Regions from separate parts of the Mus musculus genome. Here region 2 is linked to region 1. The links are chromatin loops, found by intact Hi-C in ENCODE. Cell type or tissue: left cerebral cortex. All regions are shown on one strand. Links, peaks and the distances in the headings refer to the core of each region. The heading gives the core; the rest is flanking DNA.

Region 1 (10,549 bases), core at 926-8,925:
AAAGAAAAGAAGAACAAACAAAATCTAGGTTAATCTTGGAACATCCCTGTAAGCTTAAAATTTTTCAAAGTCAAGAGTTAAGGAAATAAAATTTAGAAACTTACAAGGAAAACTAAAATTAAAAATTTGTTGAAGATGGTTGCTTTCGGAAATGCCTCCAGAGGACAGAAGGGGATGCCAAATCACCGGGAACTGGAGTTATAGAAATTTGTGAGCTACCATGTGGGTGCTGGGAATCAAACCCAGGTCGTCCAGAAGGACCGTCAGTGATCACTACTGTACTGTTGTGGCAAACTTTTACAGTTTCATAGATGCATACAATGTATGGTGATTATACCCATCCTCTACTCTCTTCTCCCTTTCCCCTGGATGCCCCTCTCTGAATTCCCTTTCCTCCTCCTCCTCCTCCTCTTTGGTTATAACTGAGTCTACTTAGTGCTGCTTGCACGTACATGAGTGTGGGCTATCCACTGGATCATTGGAGCCTACCAGTGGCCTCTCCCTTCCCCAGCAGCTATCCACTGCCAAAGGCCCTCAACTAGGGGTGGTGCCTTGTGAACCCCTCTCTTCCTGGCCTTTTTAACAAGAGTAGCCATCTTTTATACTCTGCCCTCATGGCTAATCATCTCCTACAACCCCCTGCTCAGAGTCACCTTGAGGTTAGGGTTTCAGCTTGGGAAAGGATACAAACATTCTAACCACAACAGCGAATAATACAGGCATGGATCCAAAGCTTCATTTCCCACTGTGGAAGATTTCCTTTTTTTCCCCATGTTTCCACAATACTTCTAAAACTAAAGAAAACAAGGTTAACCAATCAAACCAACATTCATAGAGACTGCGCTAAAAAGACTAAGCTTATACTCATGGAGACCTCTTCATTCCAGAAAGAACAAAGAAATCATGTGCTTAGTGCCCACGAGAGATCATGTCTGGTGTGTACGCGTGAATGTGTGTGTGTGTGCGCACACACATGTGTGTATCTGTGTGTGTGTGTGTGTGTGTCTGTGTGTGTGTGTGTGAAGGTTACAGGACAGTCTTGGGTATCAGTGCCTGCTTTCCATGGGGCAGGGTCTCTTTTGTTGTTGAATTTTCCTTGATGCATTGGCCAGGCTAGCTGACCAGTGAACTTCCACGAGATTCTCCTGTCTATGTTTCCCAGTGTCCCTATAGAACGTTGGAATTATGTGTACACTACAACACTTAACTTTTATGCAGATTTGGGGGATTCAAACTCAGGTACTCACATTTACCCACTTTACTGAGCAATCTCCCTGCCCCTAGTCTACCTTTGATTTCAATATATAAATAGAGAGATATGTCTTGCCTACCTAACTAACTCATGCCACCGATTCTCAAATATGCAACTGAAAACCTTCTTTCCATGTATCTTAACACCAGTCTGAGACAGCCTATCCACCGTCTCTTGTCTTAGTTTATTTACCTATAAAATGGGTAGTATGGAACGGGAGAGCTGGCCCAGTGATTAAAATCACTTGCTCTTGCAGCCTGGGACCCTGGGTTCAGTTCCAATATCCACATGGCAACTGTTGGCAACTCGAGTTCCAGGAGATCAAATCCTCTTCCGGATTTCTCAGGTACCAGACACACACATGGTGCACATATGTACATGGCGACAAACATTCACACACAGAGAATAAAAATAAATAAACTTTTAAAAACTGGGTGGTAGAGTTAGATTGTGTGGAGTCAGTCCCCAGAGTTCCTCCTGGGGAAACGGAGCTCTTAGAAAATTGCAATCTTGTAAGGTCTCCCAGCAAGGCAGCCTGGATCCCTGCACACAGGCGTACTGACTCACCCGAGAAACCTCACCTCGCATCGCCAGAGAACGGCGATGTGAAAGCTCGGGCTCCATTAGTGAGGACACTCCACTGCCGTGACCCGCATCAGCTTACCAAGCCCAATCAGGACACAGCAGCACCAACAACCCCTAACAAACAACACAATCTTCAAAAATTAAGTCGAGGGCTGGCAAGCTGCAGGAGGGACACTTGCCACAGAGCCTGAAGCCCTGGGTTTATCCCTGAGACCCACAGTGGGAAGGAGAGGACCGACAGCTGCAAGTTGTCCTGACTTCCACAGGCATACACAAAAATTAATTAATGTGAAAACTTTTAAAAATACAATAACAACAACCCCCACAAGACAGATACTTCACAGGGAAGGAAACACAAATGCCTCCAATCCTATGCAAAAGATGTTCAACTTCATCCATAAGAAGGAATGCCAGAGCTTTACCAATGTAGGGCTCTTCACCTATCACTTGGACAAAATCGAAGCCTTATAGTGACATCTATGTGAGCACATTCAGAAATTGATGGCAACAGCATGAATTGGTACAGTTTTTGTACAGTTTGTGAGTGTGTGTGTGTGTGTGTGTGTGTGTGTGTAGGACAATCTGCCATTTTCTACCTAAGTAATAACCGAATACTCTTTACTCAACAATCCCATTTCCAGGAATTTACCTTAGAGATCATTTGTAGGTGACAAATATGAGGTGTGTCTAGCGTTGCCTCTTGTGGTATAGTTTATAGCAGTCACATACTGGAAATAACCTAAATATCCATCAGTGTGATACATACAATGAAACACTATGGGGCTATAAAATGAGCAAGCTCTTTGTAAACTGAGGGGGGGTAGTATACAAAAGATACATTGTTAAAAGAATAAAAGAAAGCACAGAGCAGGGCGGCCCTGCATGACCTATGCTAAAGGGCCATGCATACTGTGACAGTTAAGGAAGTTTAAAAAAAAAAAAAAAAAACCTCTCTAGAGTGAGCGGGCAAAGACTAAGACACATTGACATTGAAGCTCTTTACAAAGTACATATGGCCTCTTCCATAAAGATGGGTTCGGTTGACCCAGAAGCAAGGGTCTAGGGAGAATGACTGAGATAAACATGGAAGTCTCTGGAGTTCAGAGTGGCCTGGCCCCACAGAGAGCACAGCCGTTACCTAGGCTATTGCAAAGTACAAGTGAGCTCTTCCATAAGGATACTCAAGATAAAGGTCTAATGAGAAAGTCTGGGATAAACAAACATACTAGTCTGTGGGATTCAGGTGCGGCCTGGCCCCACAGGGAGCACAGGTGACCAGGCTGTTATCCATTCTCAGCCTTCTGGGTGGAAAGCAGGTTTACATCTTCTCTCAAGGCAGCCAGCCAGCTTGTTTTGGTTCTCCCCTGTCTTCCAAATGCTGGGATTACAGGCAGGCTGCTGCCACATGTAGCCTGCTTCTGCTCCTATCTACATTGCTTCTGGGGATCTGAACTCTGGTCTTCATGTTTACAGAGCAAGTACTTTGCCCTGTGACCCATTTCTCCCCAGGTTCTGATATTTTAGCCTTTTTTTTTTTTCTGAGACTAGTGTTTCTATGTAGTCCAGTGGCCTTTAACTCATACAACCCTCATGACAAGTGCCAGGGTTACAAACAAGCATACACTTGGCTTTACAGTTAGGTGGTGTGTGTGTGTGTGCCTGTGTATTAGGGTAGAAGGATGTACACATGTGTGTGCTTGCCATAAAGGCCATAGACTGATATCAGGCATTTTCCTCTATTGCTTTTGACCATTTTTTAATTTTTTATGTTTTTATTTTTAAAGTGGTAATTATATAAATGTCCCCCTTTCCTCCAACCCCCAATGCCTTCCCCTTGGTCTCTCAAATTCAGACTCCTTCTTAACTGTTCTCTGTCTCTGTCTCTTATACGTGCGCGTGCGCCCACACACACACACACACACACACACACACACACACACACACACACACAAGTGTAACCTGCTCGGTCCTAGAATGTTACCTGTGTGTTGATCTCAAGGCTAACTACTCCAACTAGGGTGTGTGTGGCTCCTCCCTGGGGACACCATTTCTCCCATCTCAGCACACCCCACTTGCCCTTCATTCTTTGTCTAGGGTTGAAGCTGCAAGACCTTTCCCCCTCCCATGGGTGTCGACCTTATTCAGGACTTGCTGAGGCATCCACATTGATGAGCCACTCTGACATTTCTAGGACACACAATCTCACAGCAAATTTTCTGTTCTTCTGGCTCTTACATCTTTCTGTTCCCTCTTCTACAGGGGACCTTAGGTGCACCATCCTGGCTGAGCTGGCTGGCCAGTAAGCCAAGGGATCCTCCTGCCTCTGCCACCCAGAACTGAGATTATGGGTGCTGGTCACCAAGTCAGCTTTTACGGAGGTGCTGGGACCTGAACTAAAGTCCTTCTGCTGGCGTAGACAACATTTTATCCACTGAGTCATCTCTCCAGTCCCTATCGTTAGGCTTAAAGACTGAAAATATCAATAGAAAAGTAGACAAATAATATCATATATCCTTTGAAATATATATATTCCCCCAGTGTGATTTTTAAATAAATATTTAATTTTAGTAAACAAATTTAAATAGAAAAAGATATTTTTTGTCCTTCACTGTCTTAGGGTTTTACTGCTGTGAACAGACACCATGACCAAGGCAAGTCTTATAATGCACATTTAATTGGGCTGGCTTACAGGCTCGAGGTTCAGTCCATTGTCATCAAGGTGGGAGCATGGCAGCATCTAGGCAGGCATGGTGCAGGAGGAGCTGAGAGTTCTAATCTTCATCTGAAAGCTGCTAGTAGAAGACTAACTTCCAGGCAGCTAGGATGAGGGACTTAAAGCCCACACCCACAGTGACACACCTATTCCAACAAAGTCACACCTCCAATTAGCACCACTCCCTGGGCCAGGCATATTCAAACCATGACATTCCCCTTGGGAATTTTTTTTAAAGTAATAACTCCAATGTTAGTGCATGGCAGGGACACACAGGCCACATTCTTGGTACCTTAGGTGTACAGCTTCTTCAGAGTGATAGAACATGAATCAGTGCCTCAGGAAATCTCGCTGGAGAGATGGCCCAACAGTTAAGAGCAATGGCTGCTCCTCTGAAGGACTTGGGTCCTCCCAGCACCCATAGAGTGAATGCATGCAGTGTACAGACAAAGGCAAAACACCCATATGCATAAAATAAAAAACTTAAAAGAATCATAACCTTTGACAAAAAAATCTAAGCCTAAGAAAGTCTCAAGTTACAATTATCCAAATCCAAGCAAAAGAGCAAAATGCAGAGCCCATAGCTTGGACTTTCTGATCTAATCTGATGTAGACTTGTGTAGAGATCTTTGAGACCTCGCCCCCAAGAATCATGCTTTGCTGCCATCTAGTGTTCACATGTAGTACGAGCGCCTAGCCAAGAGAACTCAATTGCTTCCTTGTGCCTTAGCGCCAAGCCTCTCTTAATTTTTGGTTTGGTTTGGTTTAGTTTGGTTTGGTTTGGTTTGGTTTGGCTTTTCGAGACAGGGTTTCTATGTGTAGCCCTGGCTGTCCTGGAACTTGCTCTCAAGACCAGGCTGGCCTCGAACTCAGAGATTCACCAGCCACTGTCTCCCAAGTGCCAGGATTAAAGTCGGTGTCACAAGGCGAACACTAGGTTCCCAGCATAGTGCCCCGCTTTCTTTCTTTTAATCCTCACACCATCCTTATAACATAGGTAATATTATCGACATGTGTAGAAAAGGGGATGAAAAACTACACAGAGGTCAGGTAACTTACTCATGGTCATACAACGAGCTCAGAGCCCAGGTGCAGTTAAACCTAGGTCTGTGATCCTGGTCACCTGCTCCGTGAGGGTCAAGGGTCTATGTGGCACCGACAGCACTTGGAGAGAGCCTCACACAGCAATGTCCCTAGTCTCAGCACGACTGTCCTAAGGAAGATCACAGGGGGCCAGCCTGGAAACACCAGGGATGGAACTGAAGCCCTACAGCACCCTGGCTTGTTTTTTGGCTTGTTTTCTGCCACCTTGTTAACACAGGAGGGGAATCTGCTGGACTGTTGAAGCCCTGTGACTTTTGTAGCAATCCTTCTGCCTCCTAACCTGCAGCCCTCTCCCACTGACATGCACACTGTCTCCTGCTGGAAATATCCACTTCTGGGTAACAATACTTGCTTCACGTATGTTGAGAAGGCTTCTAACATCTGGAGAGCTATCAGGGGACCAGCAAGCCCAAAAACTCTCCATTATTTGTTTAGTTTCACTGCTGTTGTCTTGGCTTTGTGAGCCAGTGGCTCTCTCTGTGGTCCAGGCTGGCCTGGAGTTTACAGTGTAACCGAGGTTGGTCTCAAACTCCGGGGATTCCTCCTGCCTCGGCCTCTTGAGTGTTTACAGGTATGAGCCGCCACTTCCAGCTTCAGCACTGCTATTTATAGCCCAAAGCTCTTGACTTGGGGTCCACTGGCTTCAGGTGTCCTGGAGTCGGGGTCATGTCTGTAAATCCCCCCCTTTTTTTTCCATAGGGGGAAGGTCTACATTTTGACTGATTCTCAGATTGGTTTGAGACCTTCCAAAGGGGTCAAATACAGTTCAGTTCTTGCTTTTATAAAATCTTCAAGGTAAGAAGGGATTCATTGTTTTTAAATGATTGAAACTAGTGGAAGGGAGTGTTCAGGACTCATGAAAATCACATGAAATTAAATTTTACACCAAGTGAGATGGCATGTGCCTGTAATCTCTGCATTTAGAAGTCAAAGACCAGCAAGTTGCTCTAAGTTCAAGTCCAGCCAAGGCTACATAATGTGGCCCTTGCTAAAATAATAATTGTAATAATAATAGAGTTCGATTATGTTCACGAATACTCTTGTCTGTTTTTTGAAACAAGATCTCAAACTTACTACGTAACTTAAACTGACTTCTAGCTTCTGATTCCCCTCCTTCTATTTCCGGAATGCCAGGATTACAGGTGGGCCCCACCACTCCTGTGACTCCAAGTTAATAGCTTCGAGTTAATAACAGTGCTGAAGTATCAAGTGGAGGCTCATACTTGTAAGTATTCAGGAGGCTGAGGTAGAAGGAATCCCCCGAGTTTGAGGCCAACCTGTAGGTTGTGTGTGCAGTGCTGGGGACAGAACCCAGGGCTTCGTGTGTACCAGGCAAGCATCTGCCAATGGAGCCACATCTCCAGCCTCAATCCATAAACGTTACTGGGACTCCAGCACCCTCTGTTTACCTGATGTCCTGGTTGCTCTTACTTAAAAGTTTGAAAAGTCTTCTCATCTCTCTCTCTCTCATTTGTTGGAATGGGGTTTGTAATGGATAATTTCATGTCAATTTGACACTAGCTAAAGAGTCAAATTGAAAGTAGGGAACCACAAGAACCACAAGAAAATGCCTCCATCAGATCAGGCTGTGCCCTGGCCTGCAGGGCACTTTCTTGGTTGATGAGGGAGGGCCTCCCATTTTAGGTGCTATGAACCTTGGGTTGGTAGTCCTGGGTTCTATAAAAAAGCAGGTTGAGCAAGCCAGTAAGCAGCCCTCCCCCTCCACAGCCTCTGCACCAGGCACTCCAGGTTCCTGCCCTGACTTCTTTGATGATGAACGGTGATGTGGAAGCCTGAGCCAGCCAAACTCTCTCCTTCCCAGTTTGCTTTTTGGTCTGAATTCTCCTGGGTCAGTTTTTCAAGTACCTCTACCACTGGCACTTTTCCCACAGCGCGGGGACTGAACCCAAGCCCTGTGGTGGTTAGGAGACAAGTGCTCTACCACAGACCTAGACCCTCAGCTGCCCTAAAATGTTTCTTTTTTTTTTTTTTTCTTTTTTCTTTTTTGGTTTTTTGAGACAGGGTTTCTCTGTGTAGCCCTGGCTGTCCTGGGACTCACTCTGTAGACCAGGCTGGCCTCGAACTCAGAAATCCTCCTGCCTCTGCCTCCCGAGTGCTGGGATTAAAGGCATGCGCCACCACGCCCAGCCCTAAAATGTTTATCTCATTCTGGTCCAAAGAAATTTGAGATGCATGGGAGAGTATGAGGTGAAGCTAGTGCAGAGAAATAGCAGGGCCAATAAGTCTGTCTGTCCAGACTTCTTGGATTCTCTGCGGTGGTCTTCCTTTCAGGGAATTGGATAGGACCCTCTGAAGCGAGGATTGAGCAGAGTTTCTTTATGGTCAGCTCCTAAGCAGAAAGAGGGGCTATTCCAGGCCCTGCCCTGGAAAATTCTGGATTCTGTGACTTCAGGGGAGAGAGGGACAGAGGCACAGGATACTGGAGGGCAAAGAAACTTTGCTTTAAGTCGTTGTCTTAATTACTTTTGGGGCTAAGAACTTCTTAGCCCAGGTTGGTCTTGAACTCAAGGTAGTTCCCCTGCCTTAGTCTCCAGAGCACTGGGTTTAATGTTTTTTTTTTTTTTTTTAGTTGTTTTTGTTTTTTTTTCAAGACAGGGTTTCTCTGTATAGCCCTGGCTGTCCTGGAACTCACTCTGTAGAACAGGCTGGCCTCAAACTCAGAAATCTGCTTGACTCTGCCTCCCAAGTGCTGAGATTAAAGGCGTGCGCCACCACTGACTGGCTCTCCAGCTTCTTCTTTTTTTTTTTAAAGATATTTATTGTTATATCTAAGTACACTGTAGCTGTCTTCAGATGCACCAGAAGAGGGCGTCAGATCTCATTACGGATGGTTGTGAGCCACCATGTGGTTGCTGGGATTTGAACTCAGGACCTTCAGAAGAGCAGTCAGTGCTCATAACCACTGAGCCATCTCTCCAGCCCTGAGCACTGGGTATATTCATGTCTGACCTTGGTTTCCCTAGTTTACAGTACTCAGTCAAAACACATATTGGGTATTGTTTCCTGGGCCCCAACATCACAAGTGTCAAAGACCCTCTCCGAGAATGGTTGTCCTATCTTCTAGAACTTTCTCAACTTTCCTAATACTGCAATCCTTTAATACAGTTCCTCATGCTGTGCCTACCCCCTCCTACAAAATTATTTTGTTCCTACTGCATAAATATAATTTTGTTATGAGTCATAATGTAAATATCTGATATAAGACGCCCATTTTCACAGGTCATTTGACCTTCAAGGAGGTCATGAGCCACAGATTGAGAACGGCTGTTCTAGAAGTAAGCACTGGTCAAATGGCACATGCTTGCACACACGTGTGCACGAGGTTGGAGAGCACAGAGCAGGGCAGACGTCCCTGGGCACCCGGCGGCACATGTCCAGACTCTCTCTGATGAGGCTTCCTTGCCCTGCAGAAAGCCTGTTGGCCAGTGTCAATTATGACACCCCAGCAAGACACTCAGGCACTGCTTTGCCCTCAAAGTGGTTAGACTCGAGGCCAGAGAGACAAGTCAGTGGCTAAGGGCACTTGTTGCTCTTGCAGTTGCTCTTGCAGTTGCTCTTGCAGGACCCAGGGTTTGATTCCCAGCACCCACGTGGCAGCTCACAACCGTGTGTAACTCCAATTTCAGAGAATCTTTATGGCCTTTATGGCCTCCACAGGTACCAGGCATACATGTGGTGTACAGACATACATGTACTTAAAATTTTTAAAATATATATGCATTTTTAAAGTGCTTCCAAATTTCCAAGGTACCTAGCCTCTTGCCCTGTTCCATTTTTGTTCCTTGGGCTGCCATAAACATGGTCCTGAGTCTCTCTCACCCACAGACAGCATACCTCCAAACTCTGAGTTAACTTCTTAAAAATCCCCTCAACAGAATGCTAAGTGTCACACCCCAGCCTTCTGCCAAAATGGGGTTGGCACCCAGCACTCTGTGACTTAGTGTTTCATAACAAACTAATCCTTGCCCTTAGTGAAATAAACAGTAAACATTTGGTCTCTAGCACGGCCCTTCCCTTCCAGGTCTTCTATGAGACTCTTATCTACCTAACACAGTGGCCGTGGGTGGAAGATGGCTTCCACGGTGGTTCACGAAGGTCGAAAATTAGTGTATGGTGATTGTAGTAGACAGTGGGGTAGCCTCCTCTACCTGTGAAAGTCTCCACAGGTATGCTTGAGTTTTCTCTGGCTGTAGTGGCCAGATTCTGGCAGAGAGAGCAATCCAAAAGACCAAGACAGAAGCAGCAATACCTATTCTAATCTGCACTCAGAAGTCACACTATGTCCCTCTGCCATTTCTTTGGGTCTGCCCACCAGCTGTAACTGGAAGAGACTGTACAAGTGCACAAAGGCCAGGTGATGAGGACATTAGGCTCTGCTGCAAGCCGCCTACCATACCCTTTCACACTCCAAAGGTATACTCTTCTCCCTATCAGGCTGAGCTAAGAAAAAAAGAAAGCTCAGAACATCTAGATTAATTCAGTAAAAACAAAACAAACAAGTACCTCACAGTACTTCTTTTGGGGGGAAGTTTGAACCCGGGTACTTGGCCTTGCAGAGCACAACACTCTCACTGTGCTAGATCCTCCGCTCTTCTTGAGGAGACTCCTTTAAAACTGTGACTATGAAGCTGGAGAGATGGATGGTTGTTGAGTGGCTAAGAGCACCCACCTACACTGCTCTTCCAAACGACCTAGGTTCGATCCCAGCACCTACATGGCAACTAACAACTGTAATTCTAGTTCCAGGGGATTTGATCCCTTCTTCTGAACTCCTCAGGCAAGCATGTGGTACACATATATACATGCAGGCAAAACAATCATACACATAAAATAAACTAGTTAAAACTAGATAAGTCATCTGACCCTCAACTCTA
Region 2 (10,549 bases), core at 802-8,801, 310 kb before region 1:
CTCACACACATACACACTCACACACACATACACACTCTCACACACACTCACACACATACACACTCACACACATACACACTCACACACACACACTCTCACACAGACACACTCACACACTCAAATAAAAATATCTTTTAGAAAATCTTAACATGATTGATGACCTCTTTAAAAAGTTCTTCCTTCAATAACACTTAAGACTTCTTGTATCGATAAATACTGCAGTATAAAAATATCTTACCTGTAGCTTCCATGGCTTTAGCAATCTGTCGAAGAGAGAAGCCCATTTCCAGTAAAGGGACTGCAATTGCTGGGGGAGGAGGGGACGTTGAAAGTCTGCTGCTTGGGTCTGACAAGGCTGAAGCAGAAGAAAGAACAAAGTGGGCTTAAATACTGGACACCACAAGCAAAGTATACACATAGCAACTGTGACACTTCAATTTCCTAGATTATTCAAACTCAATACAAATTTACTATTAAAATGTGATTAACAAAACTGGGTATGGAGTTGCTTGTCAGGAACCGTAGCACTCAGGGAAGCTGAGGCAGAAGGATGATAAATTTGAGGCAAGGCCAAAAGAGAGGGTTTTTATAAAACTGACTGCTTGTTGGTTTGTTTAAAACCATAAATGAAGCCAAACTTCTCATAGCAATATAGAGCTGTTGTACAGATAAGTAAATATGTTCATAATAAAATTAAATATAAAAAATTTTCAAGAAGAGCATAAAAAAAAAATCTTTTTTTTTTTTTTTTTTTTTGAGACAGGGCTTCTTCTGTGTAGCCCTGGCTGTCCTGGAACTCACTTTGTAGACCAGGCTGGCCTCGAACTCAGAAATCTGCCTGCCTCTGCCTCCTGAGTGCTGGGATTAAAGGCATGCACCACCAACGCCGGGCTAAGAAATCTTTTTCTTCTGAACTACTGCAGAATTAACAGCAACCCAGGTGCTTTAACTTCTCTGAATGTTAATAGGCAATTTGTACAAATACAGCCAAAATTTGAAGATTAACAATATGATCATTTAACACAGCTCCCAGTCTAGTTTCACCACATATACTGGTAATGTTCTTTATAGCAAAAAATCTAGGATCATCTGTGCATTTTACCTGGTTATAAAGTTTCTTTGGTCTCCTTAAGCCCCTTTGGTTTGCTTCTGCTAGGACTGGGGATTGAACTCAGGGGCTTAAATATACAAGGTAAGTACTCTCTCACTCTATTTTTACTTTTTATTTTGAGACAAAGCCTCATTAAGTTGTTCACTATGATCTTGAACTTGTGATCCTTCTGCCTCACATTTCTGAGTTGCTCGTCACTGTGATACATGACAAATCATAGCCAGTTATTTTGTATGAAGCCCCTCAATTTGGGCTTCCACTGATATTTCTTTCCTTGATACATTACAATTGTATGGGTTATGATTAAAGCTACACTTAGAAGGAGACATTTTTAGCACAGAACACTGACTTATTAAGAATGGGAGGACATATGTGATTGATACGCGCTGTTACTTCTCTCCAAATGGCTGTAATTCAATCTACAATTCAAAACATAGAAAGCACTCAGTTTAAAAATATAGTTCACTTTCATTAAGTTCCTTTTTAATCTTCAATTAAGAAAAGACACAATGATTATATAACAAAGCCCATATATCTAGAACACAAAGAGGTTTGGGTACTATACTTCATGACAGCAAGTTCACCTGTGCGATTAGCTGGCCTTGTAGACTGGGAATCTGGAGAAGTTAAACTCTGCCTTCTTCCTACTTCATCAGAAGGAGAGGCTGGTAATGATGATATTGGAGGAGTCTGTGCACGGCGTGTAGGAAGTACAGTGGTAGTTGGATAACTAGAAAACATTTGCCTTTAAGAAAATAACAATAATTAGGAAAAAAATCCCAAATGGGAAAGAACAGACATTAAAATATGTATGTATGTATGTATGTATGTATGTATGTATGTATGCATGCATGCATGCATGTATTCATTTAATGCATGAGAGTACACTGTCACGCTCTTCAGAAACAACAGAAGAGGGCATTGGATCCCATTACAGATGGTTGTGAGCCACCATATGGTTGCTAGGAATTGAACTCAGGAGTTCTGGAAGAGCAGTCAGTGCTCTTATCTGCTGAGCCATCTCTCCAGCCTATATTTTACATCTTCTTACACAACAAATTACAACCTGAAAGTCAGCACATGTTAGCTATAATTTAATACAAAGTGATGAGATTCCTCAGCATTAAAAGTAATTATTTTGTAGGTTATTCTCAACTATAAAAGTATAATTTTCCACCGGGCAGTGGTGGCGCACACCTTTAATCCCAGCACTTGGGAGGCAGAGGCAGGAAGATTTCTGAGTTCAAGGACAGCCTGGTCTACAGAGTGAGCTCCAGGACAGCCAGAGCTATACAGAGAAACCCTGTCTTGAAAAATCAAAAACAAAAACAAACAAACAAACAAACAAAATAGCAGGAACATATTGGGGATTAATACAGAAATAACAAACATAAATTAAAAACCCTTGCCTTTTGTGGAGTTTTTCTTCTACTATAATATTGTGACAGGGGTATTTTGGTATAAAAATAGTAGTCAAGAAACTAAAGAAGAATTTTAAGGACAAGAAACTTGGAGTAGCGATGTGCCTCAGATGGTAGGAGTATTTGCCTAACATGCACAAAACCCTGGGTTCAATCTTCAGTTTGTAGACAACTTAGTGTGGTAGCATAGACTACAACCCCAGCAATTAGAGATAGAGAGAGGAGTTCAAGGTCATGCCTAGCCTTTTAGGGAGTTCAAAGGTAGCCTAAGATACATGAGACCCTGTGTCAAAAACAAAAACAGGTAAAAAACTTTAAATATTAAATTCACTAGCTATAAAACTAATATTGATGTCAAGTATTAACTTATAGGAGAATTAAAGAAAGAATAAGTGTACAGTTACTCAGCACAATTCAAAAATAGTATGTATGTATGTATGTATGTATGTATGTATGTATGTATGTATGTATGAATGAATGATATACCAGAGGGAGTTAACATGTACTTGCTATGTGGTATGAAGAGTACGTGAATGAGAGGCACAGAGAGGAGAAGCACTCCCTCTCACACTAAGGAGGAGGACACTGATGAAGAAGCAAGTCTAGATCTGTCCCCTCACACTAGGGCTTTTTCTTTTCTGTAAGGCTGGGGATTGAACATAGAGCCACTTGCATATGCTAAAGTGCTCTACTCCCACCAAGCTTTATTCTCAGCAATCAAAGAGGATTCCAGCTTCAGAAGAGCACTGTTTACCCAATAAGCCATGGCACGTAGAGGGAGCAATAGGCTTACCACCAATCAATTACAAGCCAGTAGTAGAGAAACAAAGATTAAGAAGAAAGGAAGAAAGATTCTAGGAGTGTAAGTTTGAGTTCAGTTTCTACTACTAAAGAGAGAAACAGAAGCAGCATTTAGTGTGCACCTATGGCAACAAAAGGGCATGATTCTATCCATTAATCCTATGCCCACTCTAGTCAGACACTCAAGGAGACAAGAGGTCACTGATTCTCTGTGAACATTTTTAAATTTGGAAACTGCAGGAAGCATTAAAAACCACAAGAATGTTCTTAATAGCACCTTGAAACACATTCTTTTCATTTGAAAAGTAGACCTGTGTGATCATAGAGTAAAAATGAAAATATAGAGCAATTGAGATGGCTCACACATGAATGAGCTTACCACAAAGGCATGATGAGCTGAGTTCAATCCCTATAACCTATGCAAGGTAGAGAGAACCAACTCCCCAAGCTGTCCTCTGACCGCCACAAGTATACTGCAACATGTGTGTTCTCATGGTTCATAAGTCTTAAAAAAAATTACGTTCAAAAGGAAAGAACCTCAATAAAAATTATTTCAGGCAGATGATTTTTTTCTTTAGACTTCAGTACTTAAAACTCAATTTTGAATTTGCTTTCTGAAAAGAACAAGTCTTGAAAATCTAAGCCAAGCCACATATGATAGTGCACACTCACACTCCCTCCTACTCAGAAGCCAAGTCTGGTGGTGGTGCACACATACACCTGCCCCATCACCAATGCTTAGAAGCCAAGTATGCTGGTGCATACTTATACTCTCACTAAGACAGGTTTTTACTGTATGATCCCAGGTTCTTTCTAGCTCTAGAGTACCTGGATTTAACTTGGCACCCTGTGTGTAAGAGAAACAATGTGCTGTGAGAAACACAGGCATCAGTGTGATAGACATCAAAGGCTAACTGGTCTACCTGAGAAGACTAAGTGGCATCACTCCAGGGGACTCAGATGCAGGCACCGTTTCTGTGTCCGTGACAGGAGTGGTGGCAGTTGTGGTGTCCTCGAGGGAGCTGCTCATAAAGGAAGTTGTGCTGGATGCTGACGGGCTGGTGGTCACTGGTGTCTGTGCCTGCTGTGCTTGGTCACTTTCTTCAGCTTGTTGATCAATCTCTGTATAACAAAGGTTAAGAAAATAGTAAGGATTGGCCTTTTTAAAAAAGCAACAGTCAAAAATGGAAAAGTTTAATTTTAAGTTTCTAGAGGTAGGTTTGGTTATGTACACCTGTAGTCCCAGCGGGCTGAAGCAAGAAGATTCTCTTAAACACAAAGATACCCTGGGCTATGTAGCAAGGCCAGCCAAGACTGCATAGTAAAACCTTCCTCAAAACAAACAAACAAACGAACAAACAAACAAACAAAAAGGTTCTAAACACATTTTCTGAAGGAATTAAAAAACCTTCTCCTTCTCGCTCTCTCTCCTTTCATTATTGTACTTATTCTAGATTCTATAGGTTCTGATTTTAGAGAATTCTCTTACAAAAACATTAAAAGTGCGATGTGGTGACATCTTCCTCTAATCCAAACATTAAAACTATTTGCTGAGCATTTTGATTTTGAGGCTTACCTCCAGTGTTGGTAAAAGCATACAAATACAAGAACAATAAAAACCTTGACAGAAATTTCTTGCTGACTATGACTTAATGGTGTGTCTGCCAAAAGTGTAGAGGACATTTATAATTTTCCTTCTTCAGGGAACAACAAATAGCAGGTACTACAAAAAAACCTAACTCTAGAGCTAAGAAGACGGCTCAGTAGTTAAGAGAGCTGTCTTCCAGACACTTAAATTCTCAGCACTCACATGGCAGCTCACAAGCACCTGTAACTCTAGTTCCAGGGGATCTAATGTTGCCTTCTGGCCTCTGCAGGGACCAAGCACATAAGTGATACGCAGACACATATGCAAGGCAAAAACATCCATACACATAAAATAAACATATTTATAAAAACATAGATAATTCTATTATAGGTTTACTAACTGGCCACATACCATAATAACCAACTTATAACATGCCTACTCACATGTACCATTGTACCCTCTCTCCTATATACTATCTAAACTAAGATAGAACAAGAATGAAGGCTAAGGAGAAACAGAAGATCTAGCCTTCTTTTCCTTTTCTCTTTCCCTTCATTTTTTTCCCCTTTCTCGTTCTATGTGTCCCTTTAGGTAAGGGCTCATGTACCTAAGCCAGGTCTCAAAAATGATTTGATTTATAGCCAAGAATATCCTGGAACTTCTGATTCTCTTGTCTCTCCTTTCCAAATGCTGGGGTTCCAGGCCTATGCCATCTTCCCCAGTATAGGATAAGCTTCTTGAAGGAAAGGGACACATTTCTAGGTTCTAGAGGGGTAGCATTAGACATTTAACAAATAGAACCTCACTTTTATTCAAACACTTGTGCCATTACTCAAAGTGAGGATAAAGCTGAGCAAAGCCAGGGTCTTTTTATATATACACTGTCTATGAAATAGCACACATTGTCTATGAAATACTACAAACATCTCAGAAGTTTTAAAAATATATTTTGAATCAATCTATAAACAGTTGGATACCTTTTGAAGAATGAATTAAATGTCAACTGTTTTTGTTTATTTCTTTTCTTTTTTCTAAGTTCTCACTATTTAACTTTAGCAGTCCCGGAACTCACTATGTAGATCAAGCTGACCTTAAGCCCACAGAGATCTCCCTGCCTCTGCCTCTTTAGTGCTGGAATTAAAAGTGTGCACTACCAGACCTATTTTAATTTCAGTTTCCAAAAGTTAACAAATTCTAATGTTTATGTAGATTTAAATAGAAAATTACAGACAATGATTACCCAGGTACAAGTAACAAAAAATAACCATTCCTCTTACAAAGGAAAAACAATGTGCAAATTTCTTTGACCAAAAAGAACCATATTTTTAACAAATCACTATAGAATTATATTACTTTTGACAGTTATGAGTATAATTTCATCAGATAACATACCTTGCTTAATTTTGCCCCCAAACTGGTCTTCCAAAAGCCCATGGACCACCAGTTTGTAAATCATAGCTTGAGCCCGTTCCAGATCAGCTAACCCCAATGCTCGCTTTATGGGTGACCGCATGACTGCTCGCTTCACCATGTGCCGCATCAGGAACTGTAGAGCAGCACGCATCTCCACATCCTCGTGAACAACTGGAGAACTTGCACAGTCTGAGTTGTGGCCATTTTCAGCGAGAACTTTTGGGATCAGCAAGAGCTCAGCATATTTACTACAGCCAAGAAGAGCACTAAGTGACTTCATAGCACCGAGGTAGAGATAGGAAAGCTGGACTGCTCTGATTTCTGACTGAGCTATGTCATGGGTTTTGGATATGTGTTCATGATTTTTTCTCTTTCCTTCTGTTATTTGATGTTGGGATTCCACACCTGGCAGTGTTGGTTCTAAAGAAAATGAAGCTATTTCATTTTCTGATTTGGAGCTTGTGGTACCCTGACTTTTGACATCATCAGACATTAACCCTGTTCGCACATCTAAAATGGATTCACTCTCAGGTTTCTGCTCAATGTCCCCCTTTTCCTCAGACTCATGACGGTGTTTCTTTTCATGTCGCTTGATGCTCTGTTTCCCCACATCTTCATGAATGCCTGTCAGATATGTTAGGTCCAGCAGCACAGAAGCTGTCAGGCCTCGGAATCGCGCCACATCAAACAGCAGTGGTTCACAGGGTTCCAGGTTATATAATGGAGTATCACTAGGCGACCAAAAAGTTGGGAAGCTTTAATAAAGATCAGAATGACACAGGAAAAAGCAAGTGAGGGAAAGACGGGAGGAAGGTACAGAAAATAATGTAGACAAAACAAAACACATCATGAACACAATGTTGAGAATAATTTATACAAACTGACATCATTACAGAATGAAAAAAATGGTATTATGAGGAACTAGACATGTGATGCTAAATACAACAATAATGAAATGCACCTGAGCTTTCAAATGAGAATATTTACTACTATGCACTGCAAAGCAGGGTGAACAAACATCCCATAATAAATCTGAATATCTTAGAGCTTTGGAGGCATGTGGGTTCTGTTGCTATCACTCAACCCTGCCAGGATAGTACCAAAGCAACCACAGATACACTAAGCAAGAGAATATGTACTTTACTTACAAAATAGGAGGTAAGGCAGATGTTGTTTCATGTAAGCTACTTGGGAAATTTAGGTAATAATCTAGTTTGTTGAATATGTAGTAGATCTTTATAACCTCCTTCATAGGAAACTGTCTCATTAGAAATTTTACTTTGCAGTCTTCAACTGATACTCATAACTTTATAAGCAACAATATTACATATCCCTGATATATGTATAAAATTCCTGAAGTATAAGAGTCACATTAATTACAAAAATATAATAAAAAGCCCCACAAGTATCTGAAGTTTTGTTATCACCCACTTCTTGGCTCTAGTCTTATTTTCCCTTTGCCACATCTTTCTTTTTCATGTACTAATTTACATACTTTACTATACTGCATACATATTAGCAGATACTGACTATTCTCTGAAACAAAGAAAGAATAAAAGTAAACGTGGATACTTTTATGTGATTTTGTAAACTGGGTTTCTGAGCTTATTATGAAGAGAAGTGAAGCCCACTGACACCTAAAATTATAAACTTTACATGCATTGTTCCAACTAATAAAGTCATCATAATTATTTAGTTCTAAATTAGTACAACTTTCACTAACTACTACAGATCACTCTTTTTTAGATAATATCATATTAATATATAAGAATTATATTGGGTAATCAATAGTTACATAATAATTATTATCAATAAACCCCTATTTCCAAATGATAAAATTATGTACCCAGATAGGTGAGATCCTTTATGAATGGAAATATTTAACATTATTTTAAATACATGAAATTTATGAAGTTTATATTTAAAAATATATATATATATACACACACACACATTTAAATGCTTTCAAGCATCTTGCTTATGTTAAACAAATGTAATTCTCATAACTATTCAAAATGATGTGCATTGATAGACTAGAATATCTGTGTTTTAAAAGGTAAGGCTAGGGGTGATGGCATACAACTGTACTCCCAGCACTTGGAAGGCTAATACAAGGTGAGCATGAATTTGAGGTCTACTTGGGCTGCATAGTGTGTTCCAGGTTCCAGTTTAAGCTACAACATTTGGTCTCAAAAAGGGTGTAGGGAGCCCCTCATGGGACTAAAGTGTGACTCAGTGGTTAAGAGCACTAGCTGTTCTTTCAGAGGACCAAGGCTCAGTTCTCAGCCCTGTCACATGTGTTGGCTCCCAACAGTCTATAGCTCCAGTTCCAGGGTATGGAATGTCCTCTTCTGGCCTCTGCAGGCATAAGGCACACAGTGGGTGCACAGATATAGATGCAGACAAAACATCCGTACACATAAAAAATAAAATTGTAATTAAAAAAAAGGGCAGATCTTGAATATTCATTAGTCACTTAGATGTGCCTACCACAGGGCTTTCTGAACTTTAAATCTCATCAATAGATTAGCCAGCTGGCTTTTAAATGTTTAACTGTAAAATGGATAGGATATGATTAAAAGGCAAGAAACAGGTGGGGCATAGTTTAGTGATAGATCTTTTATCGAGCATGCAGAAGTCCAAGGGTGATCTCTGGCACACATACTGCCCTGCACCAAGAAGCAGGAACTCAAATAAAAAAATAACAATTAAGCCTAGTGAACTTATCAGTTCATTACCAAACAAATTAAAAACTTAAGTTTACAAATCACTCGAATTTTAGTAAACCAAAATAGTAATATCTAGCCACATAAAAATCATCTTAAAAAGTTAACCTACAGTACATTATTACTCACTGTCCATGGGCAATTGCCCATTTCACCATCAAATACTTCTCTGTTAAAAGCATAACACAATACATCATACCTGATGGTAATCTCTGCTTCATCCCACTGGACCTTGGCAGATGTGCTGCCTTCTTTGACCACTCCCAGCAGCGTGGCATGGCGCCCAGTTTGCTTGTGAACACACCGACCTCCAACTCTAAGACCAGCATCAACTCCTCCTATTACTGCTAGCACGGGCCACACCTCTATGCAAAGAGTCCTCAGCTGCGGTTCTGAGAGGTCAGCAAGACCATGCCTGTTATGTTTACCTTTCTCTTCTTCTTTGTTCTCTTTCTCCTCTCTCATTTCATTTTCCTCTCGGCTTTGAACCGAGCGGCTTTTCTTTAGCTTCTGACCTGACTCTTTAATACATATCTTAATTTTATGGAGTCTTTCCATCATCTTTTTATTAATACAGTAAGTCCAACGGTCTGTCCGGTGAAGGATACGGATAAGCTGAATAGTGGCTTCAGCTAGCACTGCTGCTACTGGACTACAAATAGGGTCTCCTGGAAGTAAATCCCGTGGCGTGCCACGCATCTGCATATCACAAATTTTCACCTATATAAAAGAAAAGAAGGTGGGAATATGTGTGATATTAGAAGGCCTCCTTAACAATTTGTCAATATATGTTCTAGCAAATGGAACCACGCTGAACTAGTACTACTATATTATATCAAGTGACACCTCCATAGGCAGGAAATGTCAGAGATCCACTAAAGTGATTAGCACTATGGCCCTTTAAAATGTCCTGCCATCTCAACATCATATAGCTCACAATTTCCAAAGCAGTTACAACCACTCAAAGGATGGATATGTGTGGCTAACTCAATTTAGTTCAAATAAATGTCTGTAAGAAACAGTAACTACCATCCTCAAATCTTGAATATTGTATTTGAGGATAGTATTAAATATTGAAACTATTTTATATTGCTCCAAGGGCACGAATGTAAAATTCGTACAAACCTATACAACTAGGATAATCCCACTATGACCATACACTACAAATGGGACACAGAAGTGGGAAAGGAAGCTAGTGCGGTGCCACATGCCTGTGGTCACAGCACCTGGAAGACCTTGAGTGCAAAGCCACTCTTCCCCTGATGCTATACTTGAACTCTAGCAATATCTTATAGTACAAAGTAGGTTCTGATGTGAGTACCCACCTCCTACCCTTATTTTAAAAATAAATAAAGTAATATAGACAAAGTAGACAAAGTACTTACTAGTACAGTACCAGGTTCACTGTGAATAGTTAATGTTAACTTTTTTTCCCTCAAAGAATATTACCAGGGTGGAAGAATACCCATGGGGTAAAGGATGATATTAG

Evidence for each region. Peaks named below come from ENCODE experiments on the same cell type or tissue, not always from the same donor. Only the 100,000 strongest peaks of a DNase experiment are listed, where the experiment ranks them.
Region 2: a loop joins it to region 1, with 4 times the contacts of the local background. A loop is called at or near these places in 7 of 42 quality-filtered maps.

What each region holds. Positions count from the first base shown.
Region 1 is chr9:66,139,120-66,149,668 of GRCm38, reverse strand. No RefSeq gene overlaps it. Among named protein-coding and RNA genes, the nearest start is that of Dapk2, 14 kb to the left of the region's middle. In left cerebral cortex, for the core only: a CTCF peak has its summit at 5,220 (motif pointing left); a DNase peak (open chromatin) is centred at 5,211.
Region 2 is chr9:66,447,243-66,457,791 of GRCm38, reverse strand. It overlaps Herc1 (HECT and RLD domain containing E3 ubiquitin protein ligase family member 1), which reads right to left. Exons shown (of 78, transcript NM_145617.3): 37 at 9,260-9,780; 38 at 6,314-7,089; 39 at 4,257-4,455; 40 at 1,696-1,856; 41 at 239-355. Among named protein-coding and RNA genes, the nearest start is that of Fbxl22, 62 kb to the left of the region's middle. In left cerebral cortex, for the core only: no CTCF peak of the experiment used is centred there; a DNase peak (open chromatin) is centred at 4,068.